Linked DNA regions of Homo sapiens: region 2 is linked to region 1. Evidence: chromatin loops called from intact Hi-C (ENCODE). Cell type or tissue: B cell. All regions are shown on one strand. Each heading gives the region's core, and the rest is flanking DNA. Links, peaks and the distances in the headings are about the cores only.

Evidence for each region. Hi-C counts contacts between places; a loop is a spot of excess contacts. Peaks named below come from ENCODE experiments on the same cell type or tissue, not always from the same donor. Only the 100,000 strongest peaks of a DNase experiment are listed, where the experiment ranks them.
Region 2: it touches region 1 in a loop (14-fold over the local background); 2 of 110 quality-filtered maps call a loop at or near these places.

The regions. Positions count from the first base shown.
Region 1 is chr2:26,782,372-26,792,199 of GRCh38, reverse strand. It overlaps CENPA (centromere protein A), which reads right to left and starts at 6,144. Exons shown (of 5, transcript NM_001809.4): 1 at 5,904-6,144; 2 at 1-69. The coding sequence starts at 6,003. RefSeq lists enhancers at 5,363-5,412, 5,473-5,522, 6,613-6,712, 6,974-7,743 and a silencer at 5,853-5,962. In B cell, for the core only: CTCF peaks have their summits at 6,256 and 6,527; DNase peaks (open chromatin) are centred at 5,319 and 6,279; H3K4me3 peaks cover 1,763 bases; H3K27ac peaks cover 448 bases.
Region 2 is chr2:26,964,837-26,974,972 of GRCh38, reverse strand. MAPRE3 (microtubule associated protein RP/EB family member 3) reads right to left here and starts at 4,336. Exons shown (of 7, transcript NM_012326.4): 1 at 4,171-4,336. It overlaps LOC124905979 (a long non-coding RNA gene), which reads left to right and starts at 9,901. Exons shown (of 3, transcript XR_007086251.1): 1 at 9,901-9,974. RefSeq lists a silencer at 4,122-4,451. In B cell, for the core only: no CTCF peak of the experiment used is centred there; DNase peaks (open chromatin) are centred at 3,532 and 4,542; H3K4me3 peaks cover 1,407 bases; H3K27ac peaks cover 709 bases; H3K27me3 peaks cover 565 bases.

The DNA of each region.
Region 1 (9,828 bases), core at 4,342-9,341:
TCTTCTGAAGCTTTCGGATCTCCTTTAGCCAACCTTGTCTCCGCCGACTGTGTTGATGGGAGGAAGCGCCTGAGCAAAAGAAAGGTAAGTTCAGTGGAAAATAGGTGGTGCCTCGCAGCTTGGCTGAGTCAGGTAAGCTGTCAAATTGCTAGACTATATCTATGTGCCTACCCTCCACAGAGCAGGGATTTTTGTCTGTTTTATTAGGTTGCTGCAAAAGTCATTGCAGTTATGGCAAAAACCACAATACTTTTGCACCAACCTGATATATAGTAATTTTGCTGCTATCTTCAGCAATTAGAAAATAGCAGATAGGTGCTAAATAAACATTTGTTAAATGAATGAGTGAATGATCCTCTGCAGTTGATTTTAAATGCTAACTCTTCCATGAAGTCTTTCCCGAATCCTGATCCTTCCAAACAGATGGGTGACCGCCCTCCTCTGGGCTTTGCAGGACTTTGTACAAGTCTTAGATCTTTCCCACCTAGATTGGAAGCTCAGTTATTTTGGTTTTAGATTTTTTGTTGGTTTGTTTTTTACAGCTGGAAAGAATCTGAGAGACTAGTACAATTCCCTTGTCTTGATCATCCTGAGGCCCAGCGAGGTGAAGATGGTTGGCCAGCCCTCATTAGTGGCCAAGCTGAGACCTGTGTAAGGTGTGGCCTAACTCAGTGTCAGTGTCAGGCACCTGGGCTGTGGAGACAGAGCCTTTGGCTCAAATCCTGGTTCCAACAAGAACAAAAAAGAAAATAATTTTAAAAACATTCCCAAAAGTAGGAATCAAAAAAGCCAAATTCTCTAATTGGAAATTAAAAACTCATGAATCAAAAACCAGTTTCTTCTAACTAACCTGTGTTGAAGAGGAAACTTAATTGAAATTAGACTATTTGGAAATGAATAACAATAAAAAGCCCATATCCCAAAACTTATGAGATACAGCCAAAATAGTACTAGAGGAAAATGCATAGCCTTAAAGTGTTCCTATTAGAAAACAAGAACACTAAAAGGTATCTGAGCCAAGCAGTCAAATTAAGTATTACAGAGTTATTAAAGTAAACCAAAACAAGATAGAACAAAAGAAATATTAGAAAATAAGTTAGTGAAAATAAAGTTAAAGAAAAAACAGCACAGTTGCTCCATAATTACAACCAAGGATCAAGATGAGTGAACATCTGATAAGTTGAACAAACAAAATACAAAAATAACATGTTGACGGATAAAATTGTTTCAGAAATGTTATTCAGGATCCAGCCAAGCAAAGAGACTCTACACCAAGTTCGATAGAAGGCATTTAATACAATAAACTAATCACGAAGTGTTAGAAGAGCTGCAAGAGCAAGTAGGGTAGGTGAGACAATCCAGAGATGGCCTGTGCCAGGCAGCCAGCAGAGGAGACCATCCCTGGGTGAGGCTAGAGAACACAGGCCAATGAAACAGGGCAGTGTCCAGAAGACTGATAACATTTAAAACTGGGAAGACCCATGCCCAGGAGAAAAACTACTGACACCTCCCTCCCTCCCCACCACCAGTTGGCAATCCAGTCACTGGAGGCAGTCTTTAATAAACAGACATAGGGCTGGGTGCGGTGGCTCACGCCTGTAATCCCAGCACTTTGGGAGGCCAAGGTGGGTCAATCACCTGAGGTCAGGAGTTCGAGACCAGCCTGATGAACATGGAGAAACCCATCTCTACTAAAAATACAAAAATTAGCCGGGCATGGTGGCAGGCACCTGTAATCCCAGCTACTTGGGAGGCTGAGGCAGGAGAATTGCTTGAACCCAGGAGATGGAGGTTGCAGTGAGCCAAGCTCGCACCACTGTACTCTAGCCTGGGCAACAAGAATGAGACTGTGTCTCAAACAAAAATATATAAATAAATAAAATAAAATAAAAAAATAAACAAGACATAGCATTCACAGAAAATTTGAAGATGAACACAACTAAAGATCACCCAACAATTTAAGAAGGCCAATACCATGAAAGAAAGGAACCAAACTCAACAAACAAAATAGCCAATACCAGAGGAAATTGAGTTAATAGAGAAAAGAAATAGAAACTTTGAGAGAAAAATGGTTAATGAACTCAGAGAGGTAACAGAGATATGAAATCCATGACCCAAGAACAAGTGGTTATGAAAAGTAACCAATTAGAGAGATCATGGAAAAGAACTGGGATCAAAAATTTAGTAGCTGGGTCTTGAAATGCCAACATGAGGAGATGGAATTTAATCCTACTGTAATAAGAAGCCAGGGAAGAGTTTTATGCAGGATAGAGATGTGGAAGGTCATTCCAGCTGCTGTGTAAGGAAAGAAGTAGAAAGGGACAGAGTGGAAGTGGAGTGGCAGCTGATTAGGAGGCTCTCACAGTTGCTCGAGAGCTGCTGGTAGCTTGGACTAGGCTAGTGGGAGCAGAGATGGTGAAAATGGAGTGATTAAGGATGCAGTTTGGAAGTAGAATTATCTGGACCTGCATTTGTATTGGAGACGGGGGTCTCCCAGGCTTGTGGTTTGAACAACTGGGTGGGTAGTTGTGCCATTTACTGAAATGGGGAAGCTGAGGATGAAGGGGCTGGAGGGGAGTAACCAGAAGTTCAGTTTTGGGTGTGTTAAGTTTAACATAACCAAGAGCCTTCAGGTAGAAAGGCAGTTAGATATAGGTATCTGGGGTCAGAGGAGAGATCCAGGTATACAGATATTTGAGAGCTGTCAATGTATGAGTGGGATTTAGAGCCACGGAGGAGATGAGACCACCTAGGGAGGGGGTAGAAAGGAAAAGGATGTCAAGGAAGTCCAACATCAAGGAGCCGAGGGAGGCAGCACAGGCAGTAGAGAACACCAAGCAGAACTGCCAGAGTGCACAGTGGCATGGAAGCCAAGGGAACAGAACGCTTCAAGGAGAAAGAGGCCCACTGCGTCAAATGCTTCTGAGACACAGTAAGAACACAGACCCACCTACTGGATTTGGCACTACAAAAGGTGCTAGTGACCCTGACAGGAGTAGTTCAAGCAGATTAGAAGTGGGGGTAGTGGTTGTGGGGAGTCAGATTGGAGTGGGTTGTAGGGTCACTAGGAAGGGAGGAATCAGATGCAATGTATGTGGACCTAACAAGTCTGGCTATTTTAAAAGGACAGCTATGAAGGGAAGTAGAGGGAAATGGGAGGTATAGGGAAGTGAGAATGTGGGGTCAAGGAAACACTCCTGCCCTTTCTCTTAAGATCGTAAATACGGCCAGGCGCAGCGGCTCAGGCCTGTAATCCCAGCACTCTGGGAGGCCAAGGTGGGCGGATCACTTGAGGTTGGCAGTTGGAGACCAGCCTGACCAACATGGTGAAACCCCGTCTCTACTAAAAACACAAAATTAGCCGGATGCGGTGGTGCATGCCTGTAATCCTAGCTACTCGGGAGGCTGAGGCAGGAGAATCGCTTGAACCCGGGAGGTAGAGGTTGCGGTAAGCCGAGATCACGCCGTTGCTCTCCAGCCTGGGCAACAAGAGGGAAACTCCGTCTCAAAAACAAAAACAAAAACAAAACAAAACAAAACATCATAAATACTAGAGCATATGTGCCGATGCCAGTGTGAAGTGTCTGGATTTATCTAAGCACAGGTAGAAAGCTCCTCTGTAGGTGAAAGAAGGATATGACCAAGACCCCATGTAGAAGGAAGGGCTTTGATAGGAAGGGGGACACCTAGTCAAGGCCATTATTGGCTAAGAGTGAGTGGGGGGAATGGAGCTGTAGGAAGTCGAGGAGGGAGAAAAAGGTATGAAATAGTCATGGGGAGAATGGAAAAGCAAGAATTCCAGACAAAGGCCAGGCACGATGGCTGTTTTTTTTTTGTTCTGTAGAGACAAAACAATTTGTCTCTACAAAAAAGGTTTAAAAATAGTCAAGCATGGTGGTGCAGGTCTGTCATCCTAGCTATTCAGGAGGGTGAAGCAGGAGGACTGCATGAGCCCAGGAGGTCAAGGCTGCAATGAACCAAGATAGCACCACTGCACTACAGCCTGGATGACAAGAGTGAGACTCTGTCTCGAAAATTGAAGAAAGAATACCAGACAAAGGTGGTAGGACTGCCAAGAAGTGTTGACTGCCCATTTGAGATAAACCTTCCATTTAACCAGGAGTAGAAGGATGCTTCTACCTTGGAAAGCAACAGCAAACATCATACTTAATATTCCTGTTAAAATTACAAACAAGACAAAGATGACCAAAACACCACTCTTAGTGAGTCTCAGGGCCTTACTAGTACCATACAATAATAAATAAAATGTGTAGAAATGAAAACGGAAGATTCAAAAGTTATTTGCAGATGACATAATAGTCTACTTAAAAATTCCAACTGGAGCAACTAAAAACGACTAGGGTGAACGAGAATTCAGCAAGTTGGCTGGAAGCAAAGGTTAAATCCTCGTGTTTTGGGAAAGAAAAAAAATCCCATTCGCAACAGCAACATCTAGAAACAACCTACTCCAGCCTAGGCAACATGGCAAAATCCCACCTCTACTAAAAATACAAAAAATTAGCCGGCATGGTGGCATATGCCTGTAGTCCCAGCTACTCGGGAGGCTGAGCTGGGAGAAGCACCTGAGCCTGGGAAGTTGAGGCTGCAGTGAACCCTCGTGGCATCACTGCACTCCAACCTGGGCGATGGGTCTCAAAAAAAAAACAACAAAAAACCAAAAAGCCGGCCGGGCGCGGTGGCTCACGCCTGTAATCCCAGCACTTTGGGAGACCGAGGTGGGCGGATCACGAGGTCAGGAGATCAAGACCATCCTGGCTAACACGGTGAAACCCTGTCTCTACCAAAAATACAAAAAATTAGCCGGGCGTGGTGGTAGGCGCCTGTAGTCCCAGCTACTCGGGAGGCTGAGGCAGGAGAAGGGCGTGAACCCAGGAGGCGGAGCTTGCCGTGAGCGGAGATCGCGCCACTGCACTCCAGCCTGGGCGACAAAGCCTGACTCCGTCTCCAAAACAAAACAAAAAACCCAAAAAAGCCTGTAGGCACAGTGGCTCATGCCTGCAATCCCAGCACTTTGGGAGGCCCAGGCAGGAGGATCACTTGAGGCCAGGAGTTTGAGACCAGCCTGGGTAACACAGGGAGACCCAGTCTCTACAAAAAGCAATGAAACAAATAAACTACAATACACTTCCCATCTTCCTCATAGCTACGTAGCAAGAGTTAAGAGATAAGTAAAGCAGCTGTTGCCACCATGTACCATACAGGCATCTGCCTCCTCCTGCCGTTGGGTCTCCCATCCACCAGCCCACCATAGACAATTAAGACACAGACTTCGGCCCCTTTTCCCGGACACAAGCTCTGGAAGGCAACAGAGTGAGCAGCGCAGAGGGCCTCGGTTCAAGGCCTAACAGCCTCTCCCGGAAGGGAAAAAAAACCCCTGAAAGACACCTCCTAAGAGGACTCCTGTTTGAAATCGTCACCGAAAGCAGTCAATACTTTTGCAATTTAAAAATGCACAAACACAGAGGATTGGAAATCCCGTGTCCGCCAGAACACCAAGTTGTGTGACTCTGCTCAAGCTCTCTGGCCTGTGCCTCGGCTTTCTCATTAGCTGTAAAATGGGCACAATATGAAGCTGAGATAACGCACGAACAGTGGGAGGCAATGCCTGGTTGGCGGTGGGCGGTGGGCGCTGGGTAACCACTAGTCCTAACAAGAAGACGGCGTTAGGAGCCAAGTGGCTAAGCCGGTCCCTTCCCGCTTTCGGAACCGCCTGCTCCAGCCCCTCGCAGGGCTGGCACCGCCCGTGCCCGGAGCGGATGCCGGACGGCGGAACCGCGTTGTCCCCCAACAGGGAAGTGCCACGGGATCGGGACTCGGGAGATCCGGGCTCCGCCTGCGAGCCTCGGTTTTCTCCTCTTCGAGATGGGGCCGCGGCCGGTTACCTAAGGAGGGGCCCCGCCGGGAGGGGCCGGGGGTCGGGGTCGGGCTCGGGCTGCGCCTCCTCGGGGCCTCGGGCTTTCGGCTCCGGCGGCGCGGGCCCATGACACGCCGCAGAGGGTGCTGGCGCCCGGTCCCACGGCTCCTGCTCGGGCTGCCGGGTCCGGGAGCGAAAGGCTGGCTTCTGGGGAGCCCAGAGAACGCTGTGCCGCGAGCCTCACATGAGCCGGTGCTTGGCAGAAGTCCGCGCCGCTCGCGTTCAAATCGCTCGCTCCGCCCACTTCACGGCCGGCGTTTTTTAAAACCCGAATCCAGCGACTCCCAGTGGCTGACTCTGGAACGCCCCTTACGTAGAGCGACTGCAGGTAGGGCCAATGAGAGTATGCACCGAGACACAAATATAGCGGCGATGATAGGAGGACAGGGGAGACTGATGGTAAAATCAACCAATAGACAACTAAAGAGATGGGGCGGGAAATTCTCCTGCCCCCTGCTTGCCAATCTGGTTGCTGGTCTTTGCGGGACCGTACTGACGTCCTCAGGTGCCCTCCAGTCAAAACACCGAAGCTCAGTTTGGAACGTGGATGGTGTGTTTGTAGAACGTGCTTTCTAGAAAAGTCGCTTTCCTCAAACATTTTATGCTTTGCCTTAGCAACGCAGAGATGGCTTTTAAAGATGAGGAAACAGACCCATAGAGAATGTGACAACCCCGTGTCGTATCTGCGACTCTCCCAGGAACTATCCACAGATATACTCAGAATCCAGTTCAACTGCATAAACTTTGCTGACGCTTGGGGTCGCGGGGACGGCGGGATCGGCGGGGCTTTGAGAATAAGGTCCGGGCAGGGCAGGCCTCGGCACTATAGCAACGCAATCGTCCCAAAAAAATGCTCTCTTCCCTTTGTTGGGGATAATAAAAATTCAAGTCATGTCCCGGTATGTAGAATAAGGGGAATTTTAATTTTCTAAATTTTATTTCTTGCATTTTCTAAATGTTCTACAGTGAACATGTAATCAGGAAAAATGTTATAAAATTAGTGATTTCATGGAACCCTTGTGCATTGCTGGTGGGAGTGTAAAATGCTGCGGCTGCTGTGAAAAATAGTATTGGTGGTTCCTCAAAAAATCAAAAATAGAATTACCAGATGATCCAGTAATTCCACTTCTGGCTAAATATCCAAAAGAATTTAAATATAGCCAGGGACTTGAACAGATATTCTCACACCCATGTTGATAGCGGCATTCTTCACAACAGCCCGAAGGCAGAAACAGCCTGAATACACACCAACAGATGAACGGATAAACAAAATGGGGTGTATACCACAATGTTATTCAGCCTTTAAAAGGAAGGGAATTCTGACACCTGCTGCAACATAGATGAACCTTGAGGACGTTATGCTAAGTGAAATAAAGCAGTCCACCAAGGGACAAATGCTGGGCTGGGGTGCGGTGGTTCATGCCTGTAATCCCAGCGCTTTGGGAGGCCAAGTTGTTCGGAACCACTGAGTTCGAGTTCGAGTCCAACCTGGCCAACATGGCGAAACTCCATCTTGCCGAGCGTGGTGGCTCACGCCTGTAAACCCAGCACTCTGGGAGGCCGAGGCAGGCAGATCACCCGAGGTCAGGAGTTCAAGACCAGCATGGCCAACATGGCGATACCCCGTCTCTACTAAAAATATAAAAATTTGCCAGGTGCTGTGGCTCACGCCTGTAATCCCAGCTACTCAGGAGGCTGAGGCAGAGTTGCTTGAACCTGAAAGGCGGAGGTTGCAGTGAGCCGAAATCATGCCACGGCACTCCAGCCTAGGCGACAAGAGTGAGACTCTGTCTCAAAAAAAAAAAAAAAAAAAAAAGAGAAGGGGAAGGAGAAGGAGGAGAAGGAAGAAAGAAACCCCACCTCTACCAAAGATACACACACACACAAATTAGCCCGGGCGTGCAGATGTATGCCTGTCGCCCCAGCTACTCAGGAGGCTGAGGTGGGAGAATCGCTCGAGTCCAGGAGGTTGAGGCTGAACTGAGCCATGATTGTGGCACTGCACTCCAGCCTGGGCGACAGAGTGGCACCTCTCTCAAAAAAAAAGAAAAAAAAAAAGGACAAGGCCGGGTGTGGTGGCTCATGCCTGTATAATCCCAGCACTTTGGGAGGCTGAGGCCAGTGGATCATGAGGTCAGGAGATCGAGACCATCCCGGCTAACCTGGTGAAAACCCGCTTCTACTAAAAATACAAAAAATTAGCCGGGCGTGGTGGCACGGGCCTGTAGTCCCAGCTACTCGGGAGGCTGAGGCAGGAGAATTGCTTGAACCTAGGAGGGGAAGGTTGCAGTGAGCTGAGATTGTGCCACTGCACTCCAGCCTGGGCAATAGAGCAAGACTCTGTCTCCAAAAAAAAAAAAAAAAAAGGACAAATACTGTATGAGGTACCTGGAATAACGGAACTCATAGAGACAGAAAGTAAAATGGTGGTTGCCAGTGAGTAAGGGAGGAATGGGGAGTTAGTATTTAATAGGTGGGGAGTTTTAGTTTGAGAAGATGAAAAATTCTGGATATGGATGGTGGTGATGGTTGCACAACACTGTGAACGTGCTTAACGCCACTGAACTGTACACTTAAAACTGGTTAAAATGGTAAATTCTATGTTGTGTGTGTGTGTGTATATATATATATATATATATTAACCCCGCCCCACAACCGGGTCTTGCACTATTGTCTAGGCTGGAGTATAGTGGTGCAATCACAGCTAACTGCAGCCTTGAACTGCTGGACTCATGCAATCCTCCCACTTCAGCCTCCTGAGTAGCTGGGACTAACAGGAATGTACCATCACACTTGGCTAATTTTTTTTTTTTTTTTTTTTGAGATGGAGTCTTACTTTGTCACCAGGCTGGAGTGCAGTGGTGCGACCACCACTCACTGCAACCTCTGCCTCCCGGGTTCAAGCGATTCCCCTGCCTCAGCCTTCCAAGTAGCTAGGACTACAGGCGTGTGCCACCACGCCCAAAGTGCTGAGATTACAGGCGTGAGCCACCGCACCCTGCCACTTGGCTGATTTTTTAAAAAACATTTTGTGGTGCCATGGTAACTCTGGCTTATCATATAGCCCTTATTATATAGTCATGTATATATAATAAAGGCATTATACAGTTCCCATGCTTAACAATGGGGATATGCTCTGCGAAATGTGTTGTTAGACGATTTTGTCATTGTGCAATCATAAAGTGTACTTACACAAACCTGGATGGTATAGTGTATCACACACCTTGGCTATATGGTATAGCCTATTGCTCCTAGGCGACAAACCTGTGCAGCATGTTCCTGTACTGAATACTGTAGGCAACTGTAATGCAATGGTATTTGTGTATCTAACATATGTAACCTAGAAAAGGCACAGTAAAAAAACAGTATAAAAAATGGGCTGGGTACACTGGCTCACCCCTGTAATCCTAAAATTTTGGAAGGCCAAGGCAGGAGCATTGTTTGAGCCCAGTAGTTCGAGATCAGTCTGGGCAACGTGGTGAGACCCCATCTCCGCAGGAAATAAAAACAATTAGCTGGGCACGGTGGTGCATGCCTGTAGTGCCAGCTACTCGGGAGGCTGAGGCAGGAGGATCACTTGAGCCCAGGAGTTTAAGGCTACAGTGAGATAGGATCATGCCACTGCACCCCAGTGACAGCAACAGATCAAGACTCTGTCTCTAAAAAGAAAAATTTTCCTTCTTCAATAATAAATTAATCTTAGCTTAATGGTAACGTTTTAACTTTATAAGCTTTTGAACTGTAAAATTTGACTCTTGTAATAACACTTAGCTTAAAACACACACTGCAAGTATACAAAAACATTTTTTCTTTATATCTTTTTTTTTTTTTTTTTTTTTTTGAGACGGAGTCTCACTCTGTCGCCCAGGCTAGAGTGCAGTGGCCCGATCTCG
Region 2 (10,136 bases), core at 1,775-6,774, 190 kb before region 1:
TGTCAAATACCGAGAGGGGTGCTGAGAGATGGGGGCTACAAAACTGAGAGTCCAAGATGGACCTAAATCACGAAACAATTTTGAAACCATTATTTGCTATTTTATGCTTTAGTCAATATAAAATAATCATTGCTATTTCTTATGAAGCAAGCACTCTACATACTCCCTTTCATTTAATCTTCACAACAACCCTGTAAAACAGATAGTTATTATTCCAGGGTTATAAATGAGGAAACTGGCATTCAGAGGTAACATAACTCACCCAAGGCCACACAGCCAGGAGATGGCTGGATGGGGATCTGAACTCAAGTCTGCCTGCTTCCAGAGGTCAGGCTGCCTCCGCGCTTCCCAAGGAGAGGGTTTAGAAGTCCTTATGGCTCCCAGAAACTACAAAAGGTTCCATTCTGAGAGGTGGAAGATAAGCCCGCAGCTGCCCAATGTGCACGCTCCTCCTCTCAGCCCCATCTGCCTCTCCACCTTGCTTTCTGGAATGCGGCAGTCTCACAGATAAGAAGTAGAAAAGACTTCAAATACCCAACTTCACATTTGCTTTTCTGTTAGTTGATGCAAATTAAAAAAAGAAAGACCTTCCTGAAGTCAGAATGTGTGATAAAAAATATTATTTTTAAAGTGGCAAGAATAAATATTTAGTTAGACAGTTTGACACAAAATTTTGCCTGGCTGTGCAGCATCTCAGATGACAAAACAAGCCCTTGCCTACAGGGCTAATTACGGACTACTAAATTATTTTTATTAAAACCCTTTGGAACATTATGAGGGATGAGGCAATGTGGTGTTGAAGAATAACTCTAGTCTGGAAATCTGGAGATCTAATCCTGACTCAGCCACTAATAACCACCAACATTCATCTGCCTAGTGTACACAGTTTACAAAGTGTTTTTACATACGTTCTGCATGGGTTGGGTGACCTTAGGTAAGTCATTTAACTCTTGGTGTCTTGTGTCAACTTTAGAAATGAGGGCATTAAACTATACCATCTGGGGTCACCTCCAGTGCTAACATCCTAAGCGAGGGAGACATGTGCCTTGGGACCTTTACAAATGTATCTGTAAGCAAATCAGGGCAGATGCATTCTGTTTTAAAAAACTATATTTTCTGGCCAGGCGCGGTGGCTCACGCCTGTAGTCCCAGCACTTTGGGAGGCCGAGGCGGGTGGATCATGAGGTCAGGAGATGGAGACCATCCTGGCTAACAAGGTGAAACCCCGTCTCTACTAAAAATACAAAAAATTAGCCGGGCGCGGTGGCGGGCGCCTGTAGTCCCAGCTACTCGGGAGGCTGAGGCAGGAGAATGGCGTGAACCCCGGGAAGCGGAGCTTGCAGTGAGCCGAGATTGCGCCACTGCAGTCCGCAGTCCGGCCTGGGCGACAGAGCGAGACTCCGTCTCAAAAAAAAAAAAAAAAAAACTATATTTTCTGTTCGGCTTCTGACAAATGTTACTCGGCTAAATTCAGGAATAGCTCATAAGACGTTTGCTGCCAGTTAGTTGGCTCAGTTTCTGGAGAGTACCACATTAAGACCCTGGGTTGGATTCTCATATGGGAACTTTCCTCCGTTCAATAGCCTCCTACTATGCCTAACTCCAGCCAGTCATCTTACAAATACAACCCCACAATGTGTGCTGGCGTGCAGGAAGGACTAGAAGAAACTCAGCTTCACAATGCATGCACTCTCAGGACGGTAGGTCAGAAACGGCATCATCACACAGGAATACTATCAATAGCATTCTTTCTCAGTTCCAAGATTCACAAATCCCTCCCTCAAGTCTTGCCATTTCCCGAGGGTTTTAATGTTTCTAAAATGAGGATGCACCTTGGAATCAGCATATATATTTTGATCTGGTAGCATTAGATTATTTTACCTAAAAGCTATTGGTAAATTGCTGGTGTGTCTTAGAATCAAGAATACAGTCCTACAAAACCTCAATACCATTACATAGATTTAGGTCTAACTTGGTTCAAATCATGTCCCTCTCCTTGATCTTAACAATTACATTCAGCAACAGCTGGATAGGCAATGTATAAGACAAGTATTAGTCCTGTTTCCTCATAGTAGCAGTTTAAAAGGCATTCCATCATTATCTCATAAAACACTGGTATGGATTTCAAAGGCAAATTAATCCATATAAAAACTACTCTGATCCTCTGAAAATGTACTATCCCATAGCAAACTGGAAAGGAACATTTTACTTACACCCTCCTGATCTATCTAGCCTTGACACATTTTCTTCCTCCTTAATTCACAACCCTCCACCCCAGTAATATCGCTGATTCCCAAAATACACTCAGCCCAGGAGGAGCAGCTCTCCAGTACAGCTGTCTGCTCCTGCCCTGCTCGGGTATTTTGGTGAGCTATGTGACACAGGACCACACAGAAGGAATGCCACTCTCAGGCCCCACAGTTCCCACTGCACCACAGGCAGGTGCATCCCACCAAACCCCAGTCTGGCATTCGAAACAGAAGAAACTGCCCTGCTGGATGGGGGCTATAGTTTTCCTGAACTTCATCTCTATGTTTAAAACTAGGGCGACAGCCGTCTTGGCTACTGTAAACTAATCTGATGGGCATGGGGGCAGGGAGTGGCTATGAGGAGGCTGCCAATAGGCCATGATTGAGCAAAGTAAAGAGTGAAATAGTTATTTCTCATTGTTTGCAACCCCGGAAACTCCAAATGAGTGGCTCCTTCACCATGATTTTTAGAAATGGACCATGCGTTCCTTTTACCATCTGGAGTAAAAATCCCAAAGCCTCTTGTGCGGTAGATCTGGCTTATATTTACACGTGCTTTCTAAAAGCACACTGAAATTTGGAAGCCAAATAAAAAAGAAGCTGACAATGAGGTCATATAGTAGTTAGGGGCCCTCAAGTTGAGACATGTTTATTAAGAGTTTCTGGCTCTGGGCACTAACTCTGACTTCAACTCAGTTCTTCTGGAAAAAGAAAACTGTTTGGGACCCTCTTCTATTCCAAGAACAGGGACTGCAAGATGGGCAGGTGGAGGGGTAGCAAACATAACCCAGGGAATTGTCCAAATATGCTAGAACCCCTATCTGGTGACAGCCCCACAAAGACACACAGCTGGAGGAGGCACAGTGTACAGGCCTCACACCTACACCATGGAGAAGCTTCGATTTTTCTCCTTCCTCTCAACTCTGCACACGTTATGTTAAAAACTCACTACTATCCAATTAGTTAATTTACAGGAATCCAAGATCAAGTCCTGCCACAGCCCCTTCATATATAAACAGTAAGCACTTCCTATGGATGGTATCAGGCCTTTTTCCAAACCTCACATTATACCAGGGTTGTAGTGCGATTTAAAAAAAAAAAAAAGCATTTTAAAGAGTTCCGCAAGATGCTTATTCACAACACCACACCGGAAGCGCAGGAACTTGGAGCTCCCAAACGCAACCTCTTCTCCCTTCCCTCCACTACTTCTACTCCCCGCTCCGCAACACCGGCCGGGCAGTAGCTCAGCCCACTAGAAGGCCACCAGGCACTAGCCGCGTTCATTAAACGCTAGATGATCACGATGGGGCTGAACCCTTCCCAGCCAAATCTATTCGGAAAGCCCTGCAAGCTCTGAGCAGCCAGTGAGAACTGTCCAGACCTGCTTCCCCAAACCAGCCAGGCAGGAGCGTGTGGGGAAGAAACCCGAGGCCCCCAGGCTGGGCCTGGCCCGATGTTCCCCCTCCCCCAAGTCTCCCCTCGCTCTCCTGTCACTCTTTTTCTGGCACATCACTGGGGAGATCCAGAGAGGCCGGGAGATGTCAGGCCTAGGAGGAGTGAGGAGGAGGGAGAAGGGATAAGGGCGGACGGGAGGTAGTTTGGAGAAAATATCAGCCCAGGGCAGAGGTGCGGTGGCCACGTCTAGTGGGGAAGGAGCCTCAAGGTGGACCCGGAGAGACGGAGGGAAGGGGAGGGGAGGGAAGGGGAGGGGGAGTGGCTGGGGAGGCCGGGCCGCCAAGGCCGGAGGGAACCCGGCGACAGGGATGGAGGGGGTTGACCGGCGCGGGGAAGGCGCGGTCGGGATGCGGGAGTGCGGGTGGGGAGGCAGGGGCGGGGGGAGCCCGGTTCCCCTCCCCCAGCCCGGGCCCTGGCCTCCCGCTGACTCAGCCCCACGGCGTCCGTCGCCTCGGCCCGGACTCACAGTGCACGAGGCGGCTCCGGCGGAGGCGGAGGGGGAGGGGACAGGTGGCGGGGGCGCTGCGGCAGAGGCTGCGGCTCCGGCCGGCGGCTCCGGGGCGGAGGGTCCTCGCTGAGGCCGCCGCGGTCTCCGGCTTCAACGCACAGAGACTGCGGGGGACGAGGGCACTGCGCAGGCGCGATGCGGCCGCCGCTGTCAGTCCGAGCGGGGCGGGGCCAGGGCACCCGCCGTCTCCAAGGCAACTGAGCCGCGGGAGGACAGCCCCTACCTCCACCTTGCCTTAGCGATTGCGGCGGGAGGCGGGGGGCGACAGGAACAGGCCCACTGCGTTGCCGTAGCAACGAGGAGAAGAGACCGCTTCAGACGTGTGCGGCGGTACCGAGGGAACGCGCCTACCTCGTCACCATAGCAACTGGGAACAGCCCCTTCCTTTTTCCCTGGCAACAGGGTAACAATCCCTCCGCCCTGTCTCATCACAGGAGGAACAACCGTGTGCACCTGATTTCAGTAGCTGGATGACGGATTTTCATCTTTTATGGCTACGGAAAAGGAAAAAGAGACGTTTTCTTCTCTTTCAGCGACATGGAAGAGCTAAGGCTGGGTTTTATCTCCTCTCTTGGTGTGTGGGTTCCAATCACAGTCTTTTTCTCTAATTCCCAAATTCATTTTTTTTTCTTTTTTTTTGGGACGGAGTTTCACTCTTGTCGCCCAGGCTAGAGTGCACTGGCGCGATCTTGGCTCACTGCAACCTCTGCCTCCTGGGTTCAAGCAATTCTCCTGCCTCAGCCTCCCGAGTAGCTGGGATTACAGGCGTGCGCCACAATGCCTGGCAAAGTTTTTGTATTATTAGTAGAGACAGGGGTTTCATCATGTCGGCCAGGCTGGTCTCGAACTCCTAACCTCAGGTGATCCACCTGCCTCGGCTTCCCAAAGTGGTGGGATTACAGGCGTGAGACACCGCGCCCGGCCCAATTTTTTTCTACCTGTTTTAAACATCCCCTTTCATCTCCTACCAGAGAGTGTGCCCTTTACCCTTAAATCGAGCTAACGAAATCGTCTATCCACAGACCACTTGAGTTTTTGTCAGCCTTATTGTCTCTCTCCCATTGCAAGGATAAACACCTCATTTCTTCATCTTGCTCACTATCTGGTTTGCAGTCCACTTCCTCATAACTAGCTCCCTCTGACATGTCCATTCGTTTTCCCGAATTTCCTCCTCCAAGCATGCTGTTATGGATCTCCTCGGTTCTTCTGGATCTCCCTTTCCTCTCCACACTTGCTGTCCTTGTCCAGCACTGCTCTGCCCGGGGCTCCAGTATGTTCTTTCCCCCTGTGACTTCAGCATCTTGGTTCTCTTTGTGCTGATGTCTTCTGGCTCTTCCTCCCTCAGCCCTGATTCCCATGGATGCCTTGAGGTCACCTTTGTACCAACCCTGTACATTCCTCCTTTCTTACACACACCTTACACTATCGTCATTTGTTTACGTGTCTGTGTCTCCAGACTATGTGACCCTGGTGGGCAGGAATTCTGTCTTTTTCATCAGCTCCCTCAGCATCCACCACAGCATGTGACACATAGCAGATTCTGAGAAATGCTTATGTAATTGAATCAAATGAAGACAAATCTTTTCCTTCTTCTTTTCTCTGGCCTAACTGCCTCAGAGTCCCAGTCCCCATTTCTAATACCTTTACACATAGTTTGTCTTTTAGTACTATGCTACTATTATAAGTCTTTCATCTCCTTAGCTTTCCATCCTGTTAATTGAGACTCTGGCATTCTCTATTTCCTGAATCCTCGCCTCTAGCTCTTCTCTCTTCTACACTATCCCAAATGTTTCTACTAAGGTAAATTTCCTCACTGGGTACCAACCCCGTGACTCCCATACCCTCCATAATCAGCGTAAGCTCTTCACACCTAACCATCCTGATCATCCCCTAACCAGCTCTAATCAAGCCTTCTTGGTGAACGTTACTGGATTCTGCTGGGCTTGTTGACATGCCAGAGATGCAGCATTCTCTTCAAACAACTCAAAAGCAAGAGCTCACAACCTAGCATTCTCTTCCAAATCTCCCTGTCTAGCTCCCACAGATTCCGCCGCAGGACTATTGGTGCCAAAGCACCCCAACTAAGCCCATTTTCTTGGGGAAAAAAGAAGAAAGTTACAAATAGAGTAAGTAAGAAAAGAGAGGGGACACAGCATATCCTCTCTTCTTCCACCTAAAGCAATTATCAGAAAGGAGAGAGCTCTTTGTAGACAATAATTCCCAAAACAAATCAAGGGGTTAGGAGAGTAAAAACCCAGGCTACACTTTTTTCTAGCCACAGAGTTGGACAACTGGAGCTGTTTCTAACTGCATCTGCAGGGTATCTGGGTGTCACCAAGGCAATAGGGAAGTCGCACGCTCAGTTTATCTTGCTTTCCCATTCTGAAGTTCCAGCTCAGCTTCATTGTTACAGGTATAGACTTGGGTGGTGTAGACTGTCCTGAGTAATCCTGAGAAGAAGCTATGATCCTTGTAACCCCACCCCTTTGTCATACACAAGGTAGAGGACCATTCTACAAAGAGTTCCTATATACCCTTCACCCAGATTCTCTACATATTAACATTTTACTATGTGCCATTAACTATTGCTACAAAATGAATCACTCCAATTCAGTGGTTTAAAGCAACAACCATTTCGTTATCTCTATTTCTGTGGGATGGGAATTCAGAAAGCCCGCAGTTGGATGGTTCTAGCTCAAGGTGTGAGTCAGAAGGTGGCTGAAACTTAAACAGCAGGGTGCTTGCTGGACGACTTTTTATGTTGTCTTAGTGCTTATAGATCATTTGTGTAATTTCTTTGCACGAATGTCTAGTCAAGTCCTTTGTCCATTTTTGAATCGGACCGTTTGTTTATTGTTGTTGAGTTTTAGGATTTCTCTATATATTCTGGATATAAATCCCTTATCAGATAATATATGATTTGCAAATTATTATTATTGTTATTGTTATTATTATTTTGGGCCAGAGTCTTGCTCTGTCACCCAGGCTGGAGTGCAGTGGCACGATCTCAGCTCACTGCAACTTCCACCTCCCAAGTTCAAACGATTCTCACGCCTCAGCCTCCCGAGTAGCTGGAACTACAGGCATGCACCACCACACCTGGCTAATTTTTGTATTTTTAGTAGAGACAGGATTTCGCCATGTTGGCCAGGCTGGTCTCAAACTCCTGACTTCATGTGATCCACCTGCCTCGGCCTCCCAAAGTGCTGGGATTAATGGCTTGAGCCACCCACCACACCCAGCCCCAGGACAGTTTTCTAATACTGTTAATTCCACTTCTTTAGCTTGTTTGTTTGTTTAAGACAGGGTCTTGCTCTGTTGCCCAAGCTGGAGTACAGTGGCGTGATCACGGCTCACCTACAGCCTTGACATGCTGGGCTCAAACAATCCTCCCACCTCAGCTTCCCAAGTAGCTGGGACCACAGGGGTGTGCCACCACACCTGGCTAATTTTCTTTTAGATTCTTTTTTTTTGTAGAGATGAGGTCTCGCTATGCTGCCCAGCCTGGTCTCAAACTCCTGGGCTCAAGCAATCCTCCAGCCTTGGCCTCCCAAAGTGTTGGGATTACAGATGTAAGCCCAGGGCCTGACCCTAATTCCACTTGTTGTTGTTGTCTTTGAGACAGGGTCTTGCTCTGTCACCCAGGCTGGAGTGCAGTGGTGTGATCATAGCTCACTGTAGCCTAGACTTCCTGAGCTCCAGTGATCCTCCCACCTCAGCCTCCTACATAGCTGAGACCATAGGCATGTGGCACATGCCAGCTAATTTTTGTGTTTTTAGTAGAGACAGGGTTTCACCATGTTTCCCAGCTGGTCTAGAACTCCCAAGCTCAAGTGATCCACCCACCTTGGCCTCCCAAAGTGCTAGGATTACAGGCGTGAGCCACCGTGCCTGGCCTCCACTTCTTAAATGCCTCTCAAAACTCTTCCCTTCTTTATCTGCTTCACCTTTACCATCTCTTGCCTGGGTTACTGCAGAGCTTCCCGCCTGCTCTCTCTGCCTTCAGCCTCTCTCATCTCCAATCCATTCTTTACACCATTGTCAGAAGGCTCTTTCTAGAAATAAATCTTATCACATAACTATCCTGCTTAAATCCCTATGGCTGTCCTCAGACCTGCTGAAGCAACTTCCGGGATGGGGGATTCATGTAAGGAAACAGGGCGGAAGAAATATAGAATAGATTATCTTCCTCATTTTTTTTTTTTTTTTGACCCAGGCTGTCATGCAGTGGTGCGATCTTGGCTCACTGCAGCCTCTGCCTCCCGAGTTCAAGCAATTTTCCCACCTCAGCCTCCCAAGTAACTGTGACTACATGTGTGAGCCACCACGCCCAGCTAATTTTTGTATTTTTTGGTAGAGATGGGGTTTCACCATGTTGGCCAGGCTGGTCTCGAATTCCTGACCTCAAGTTATCCTCCCACCTTGGCCTCCCAAAGTGCTGGGATTACAGGCACGAGCCACTGTGCCTGGCCCTCATTTGTTTTTTTGAAGTAGGGTCTTGCTCTGTTGCCCAGGCTGGAGTGCAGTGGTGTGATCATGGCTCACTGCACCCTTGAACTCCTGGGCTCAAGCGACCCTCCTGTCTGGGTCTCGAAAAACACTGGATAACAGGTGTCAGCCACCAGGCCTGACCTCTTGAATTTTATTTATAATAAATACATCTTTAAACGTAATCTTTAAATTTTATTTAGAGATTCAGAAAATATTTATCTTATTTTAATTTTAAATGTATTTTTATTTATTTATTAAGGTAAACATTTTTATATTAAAACAAACAGACATAAGATGGAGTAGAATATAAGAATCACATGATTTCAAAGACAAGACCTTTAAAGAGAGTTTGAGCTCAACATGGGCTGCCCTCTATTCCCATGCCTGTGTTATCCACTGCCTTGGGGTACTTTAAGTGGAAAAGTTTGAGAAACATTGGCTTAAAGGATATAAAACTTCAGACATCTTCACATGGTGGACAAGCTCTACTACAATCTGGCCCCTACCAACCATTTCCCCTTCACCTTCTACTCCTTTTGTACCCTATCCCCTACTCCAACTTTTATAGTTCTTGCAGTTGGCCAAGCAAGTGGTTTTGTTTTGTGGCTGAGCCTGCCTTGCAGGGTTGCCCTTCCTTTCCCTTCATCAGGCAAACTTGGACTCATTCTCCAAGACCAGCTTTTGTGTCACCAACTTGGTGGCATGGTCATGGGCCTCCCCCAGAGAACCGACTTGCTCTTTCTTTTTTCTTTTTTCTTTTTGAGACAGAGTCTCGCTCTGTCGCCCAGGCTGGAGTGCAGTGGCACAATCTTGGCTCACTGCAACCTCCACCTCCTGGGTTCGAGCGATTCTCCTGCTTCAGCCTCCCGAGTAGCTGGGACTACAGGTGTGCACCACCACGCCCGGCTAATTTTTATATTTTTGGTAGAGATGGGCTTTCACCATATTGGTTAGGATGGTCTTAAACTCCTGACCTCGTGATCCTCCCGCCTCAGCCTCCCAAAGTGCTGGGATTACAGGCGTGAGCCACCGCGTCCGGCCCCTACTTGCTCTTTCTCCTTGGTACCGGGTCCATTCTTTGTTATGGTTCCCCTTTGCCTTCAGTTATTATGCTTATCCCCATGTTTCCCCATAGGAGGGCCTCACACTCAAAGACCATATCTTATCTACCTTTGTATTCTTAGCACCTTGTACTTTGCATTCTTAACATCTTGGAGTAAAATCACCCAAGCAAGTTGAAAAAAATCTGATCCTTCTGCACTTTCCCCAAGGTAAGTGGGCAAACCAGAGGAGTCTAAGAGGGTGGATTAACTCTGTGAGTTGCGGGGCTAGAGTTTAGATTGGAGCAAGCAAGCCTGCCCTGCCCCGGCTGTGAGGTGGAGACAGGAAGGTGCTGTAAAGTTGGTAATTGTTACCAACTGCATTCATTATTC